Regions from separate parts of the Homo sapiens genome. Here region 2 is linked to region 1. The links are chromatin loops, found by intact Hi-C in ENCODE. Cell type or tissue: endothelial cell of umbilical vein. All regions are shown on one strand.

The links. A loop is a pair of places that touch in the nucleus more often than their neighbours do. Peaks named below come from ENCODE experiments on the same cell type or tissue, not always from the same donor. Only the 100,000 strongest peaks of a DNase experiment are listed, where the experiment ranks them.
Region 2: a loop joins it to region 1, with 3 times the contacts of the local background. A loop is called at or near these places in 9 of 110 quality-filtered maps.

The regions. Positions count from the first base shown.
Region 1 is chr6:16,214,195-16,216,694 of GRCh38, reverse strand. No RefSeq gene overlaps it. Among named protein-coding and RNA genes, the nearest start is that of GMPR, 23 kb to the left of the region's middle. RefSeq lists a cis regulatory region at 752-1,438 and a silencer at 1,663-1,839. In endothelial cell of umbilical vein, no CTCF peak of the experiment used is centred here; DNase peaks (open chromatin) are centred at 1,004 and 1,934; H3K27ac peaks cover 2,254 bases.
Region 2 is chr6:16,337,997-16,340,496 of GRCh38, reverse strand. The region is part of intron 6 of ATXN1 (ataxin 1); the gene reads left to right. Among named protein-coding and RNA genes, the nearest start is that of GMPR, 100 kb to the right of the region's middle. In endothelial cell of umbilical vein, a CTCF peak has its summit at 1,288 (motif pointing left); a DNase peak (open chromatin) is centred at 1,346; H3K27ac peaks cover 1,756 bases.

The DNA of each region.
Region 1 (2,500 bases):
GCCGAGAGCGCGTGAGGGCTGCCAGCAAGCTGTCACCTCTCAAATGGATACTAGAGTCTGGGAAGGGTAGGAGTTTTTCCTTGCCTGCTGCCCAGATGGAGCAGATTTATCAAGACGGGAACTGCCAGAGAAAAAGTTTAATTCACGCAGAGCTGGCTGACTGGGAGACGAGTTTTATTACTGAAATCAGTCTCCCTGAAATTTCAGAGTCTAGGGTTTTCCAAGAATAGTTTGGCAGGCAGGGGAATGGGTGCTGGTGATTGGGTGGGGATGCAGTCACAGAGGTGTGGAAAACGGTCCTTGTGCGCTGAGCCCGCTTTTAGGTGGGGGCCACAGGACAGCTGAGTCGAGTTGGAGGCCCCCCTGGGAGGAGTCATTAGGTCCTCAGAAGTGTGAAAGCCTGAAAAGACAATCTGAAAAGTGTAGCTGCTGTAGAAAACGGGATGGAGGTTCCTCAGAAAATTAAAAGCAGAATTACCATATGATCCAGCAATTCCACTTCTGCGTATATACTCAAAAGAATTAAAAACAAGGTATCTGGAGGTCGGGCGCAGTGTCTCACGCCTGTAGTCCCAACACTTTGGGAAGCTGAGGCAGGTGGATCACCTGAGGTCAGGAGTTCGAGACCAGCCTGGCCAACGTGGTGAAACCCCGTCTCTACTAAAAATACAAAAATTAGCCAGACGCGGTGTTGCGCGCCTGTAATCCCAGCTACTTGGGAGGCTGAGGCAGGAGAATCACTTGAACCCGGGAGGTGGAGGTTGCAGTGGGCCGAGGTTGCACCACTGTACTCCAGCTTAGGCAGCAGAGTGAGACTCCGTCTCAAAAAAAAAAAAAAAAAAAAAAAAAAAAAGTAGGTAGACAAGAAACAGCCCTGAGTAGTGCTAAACTCAAGTTTCCCATTCTTCGGGAGAACTGAATTCCATTTCAGTTTATACCAGAGGTCACACGCTTCCATGCTTATCAGGGGCAGGCAGGAAACATGCATGAGTCAGCTGACTTATACCAGTTGGTTTTGGTATAAGTCATCCTTTCCTGGCCACTTCTGTTAAGCTTGGAGGAAAATAGACAATAGGGTTGAGGGTATTTCAGAGTCACTGTCAGTGTTTTCTGGACAATTTATGACTTTGAAGACAGTCGTGGCCAGTAGACAAGAAAAGCATTTTTGGCATAGATTTTTACTCACAGGTCTGTGTTTTTCAACTCTTTATTGCTCCTCCAGGGAACATTTAGTAATGTCTAGAGACATTTGCGGTTGTCACGACTGGACGGGATGGGGGGCGATAGTGGCTTCTGGTTGATAGAAGCCACGGATGCTGCTGAACAGTTCACAGTGCACAGCACCGCCCCACAACAAAGAATTACATAACCCAATCGTCAGTGGTGCCAAGGCTGAGGAACCCTGCCTTAGGTAGATGAGACTGTCATCTTCAAATTTTTGGTTCAAGTATTCCTTCAAAATTTTATAAAACTATTTATTCTTCTACATACTTTTAATCGACATCAAAAATTTTTAATCATAAGTTTGTCAATTTTAAAAGATGTAATTTCAGCCGGGCACAGTGGCTCACGCCTGTACTCCCAGCACTTTGGGAGGCCAAGTTGGGTGGATCACCAGGCCACGAGATCAAGACCATCCTGGCCAACATGGTGAAACCCTGTCTCTACTTAAAAAAAAAAAAAAAATTAGCTGGGCGTTGTGGCGGGCGCCTATAGTCCCAGCTACTTGGGAGGCTGAGGCAGGAGAATTGCTTAAACGCGGGAGGTGGAAGTTGCAGTGAGCCAAGATCATGCCACTGCACTCCAGCCTAGCGACAGAGCAAGACTCCATCTCAAAACAAAACAAAACAAAACAAAACAAACCCGTGTGATTTCTAGCTGATTTCAAGCCAAATTGTTTTGAAAACTAATACCATGACTCCTTGGGGTCCACCCCCATTTGCTTAAAAAACACGTGAAAAAATTCTACTTTTAGAGTTGAAATGTTGTATTGTTCATTTTTGTCCTTGACCTTCTATTTTCACATCCTGAAACCAGCTTTGCAAAAATTATAACAGACAATTATGACAGTGAAAGAGATCTGACCTAACCGACTCCATGTTGCTTCTAACCTCCAAGCTGTCCTTGTTCATTCCTGGGCAGAGGATCAACTAACTTTGGGAGGAGCTCAGTTTATAGTTTAACTTTGAAACAAAGATGATAACAGGCTGGGCACGGTGGCTCAGGCTTGTAATCTCAGCAGTGTGTGAAGCCGAGGTGGATGGAGCACTTGAGGTCATGAGTTCAAGACTAGCCTGGCCAATATGGTGAAACACTGTCTTTACTAAAAATACAAAAATTAGCCAGGCGTGGTGGCGGGTGACTGTAATCCCAGCTACTCAGGAGACTAAGGGAGGAGAATCACTGGAACCTGGGAGGTGGAGGTTGCAGTAAGCTGAGATCCTGCCACTGCACTCCAGCCTGGGTGACAGAGTGACTCTGTCTCAAAAAAACAAAAATA
Region 2 (2,500 bases), 120 kb before region 1:
TATAGGAGAGGTCTAGAGGGGTCCAGACATGGGGCTTCTGTTGCCCTCTGCCCATGAAGTGATGAACAGCATTACCTCCTCCCAGCCATGATGTGAAGAATCACCAACCAGGGAAGCTCACGCGAACCTCAGCATCTAGAGTTTTTATTGGAGCTCAATTGCTACTGTCCTCATGACTGACCTCTAGTCCCTAGGCCCTCCTGGAGATCAGGCAAATATCTTTCATTATTAGTTCCTCTGAGGTTGGAACGTATACCTCATGGCCCAAAGCCCCCATCATAAATCACATTGTTACTCCATCCAGTGGCCAATAAACATACTTCTGTGAGGCAGGACATTCCAGAGGCCGAGAGATCACCTCCCCACAGGTGGGGGCAAAGGCCAGACCTGAGTTTGGGTGAGGTTAAATTCTTCATGGTCAGGCGCGGTGGCTCATACCTGTAATCCCAGCACTTTGGGAGGCCGAGGTGGGCAGACCGCGAAGTCAAGAGATCGAGACCATCCTGGCCAACATGGTGAAACCCTGTCTCTACTAAAAATACAAAAATTAGCTGGGCATGGTGGCATGCGCCTGTAGTCCCAGCTTCTTGGAAGGCTGAGGCAGGAGAATCGCTTGAACCCAGGAGGCAGAGGTTGCAGTGAGCCGAGATCACGCCACTGCACTACAGCATGGTGACAGAGTGAGACTCCGTCTCAAAAAAGAAAAAAAATTCTTCACTACACACTAATGACCCACTACACAACCCAAGAACTAGATCCCAAGTTTTCATATTAGGATTTTTTGTGTGTTGTTTCTGCCCTTTTTTAGCCATGTAATCTTAGGCAAGTGACTTACACTCTGAGCTTCAATGTCCTTGTCTTTGAAATGGGGTGATCATATGCTAGTTGTTATTTATATGTAAAGCATTGCTGTAGCCTGCACAAATTAAGCATCGTGACTTGTCCTGCCTGCTGTGCCTTAGAGAGCCTGGGTCCCGGGAGGTCTTGGGGTCTTTGCAGTTGAGAGCATTGAATTGTGCAGTGTCTCAGTGACTGAAACCACCATAGAAGGTAAGCCAGTGTGTGACACCTGGAGGAACAGCTGGTTAGTTTATGAATTATCTGGAGGCATTGGCTTTGCTTTCATTCAGCCACACCAAGGACAGTGAATAGTTTTAAGACTCTCCCAGAGTACCTCAGTTCCCACGAGACCTTTTTCCTGACTTGATGGAGAGTTTTATGTTCTCTGTTGTAGACTGGGGCTGTCTAATGTCCTGGAAACCCAGCCCCCTGGTGGCTGGCAGGATCCAGCCTAGGCCTCCTGGAGCAGTTGCTGGCGCTTTGCATCGTGTTGTGTGGTGAAGCTCGTGAGTGTGTGTGCGGGTAGACAGCTGGCAGCCTTCCCTGCGGGATGTGGAAGGAGGATTCTGCATTTCCCCACCATGCGTCTTGGGAATTACTCATCCAAAAAGTATTGTGGAAAAGCAGGCAGAGTGAAACACGGAGGCATTGCACTTAACCCTTCCCTGGAAATGCCATCCTTGAGTTTAGCGTCTGAGCTTTCTGTTTATTCTGCTTGTGTGCTGAATTGCCTTCCTTCTTGTTGGTGTGCATAGGGGTCTGCACATTGGGCACTTATAAATATTATCCCACCTATCAAGTGAAGAAAAAAATGAACTCTCAAACACCCATCACTTCCTCTTTTTCTATCACAGATGTGAGGAAAAAACAGATGTTTGAAAGAATTGATAGTTTGAAGGTGTTGTATTGATTACATCATGGCCAGGAGAGATGAGCAACAGATAAGTGTGGGTGATCACTGAGAATTCATGAGGAAATGTTTATTGAATTATAACTACGATGGCGACCATGTACTGAGTGTGTGTTATACTAGGCACTGTGCATGTTAATTCTTCCCCATTTTAAAGGCAGAGATTACAACTTTACACATTGTTGAAATGAAATTTTTGCCTCATTAAACTTGGGCACATGTATAATCGCAAGTAAAATTAAAATTATTATTTTGAGATGGAGTCTCGCTCTGTCGCCCAGGCTGGAGTGCAGTGGTGTGATCTCGGCTCACTGCAACCTCCGCCTCCTGGGTTCAAGCGATTCTCCTGCCTTAGCCTCCCTCGTAGCTGGGACTACAGGCGCCTGCCACCACGCCTGGCTCATTTTTTGTATTTTTAGTAGAGACAGGATTTCACTGTGTTATCCAGGATGGTCTCAATCTCCTGACCTCGCAATCCGCCCGCCTCAGCCTCCTAAAGTGCTGGGTTTGCAGGCATGAGCCACCACGCCCGGCCAAAATTATATTTTTAAAAATGGATAACATAGGTGGTTTGGGGTAAAGCCAAGGTTTGAACCTGTTCTCTACCTTACGGCGTAGCCCACTCTAACTACAATTCTGTGTGTCCTTAGTAGTAATAGCAGTGGAATATTATTGATCTATTATCATCATTGTTAGTAATAATAATATTAATATTTATCTTGATATTCTAAATAGGACAGTGGATGTGAA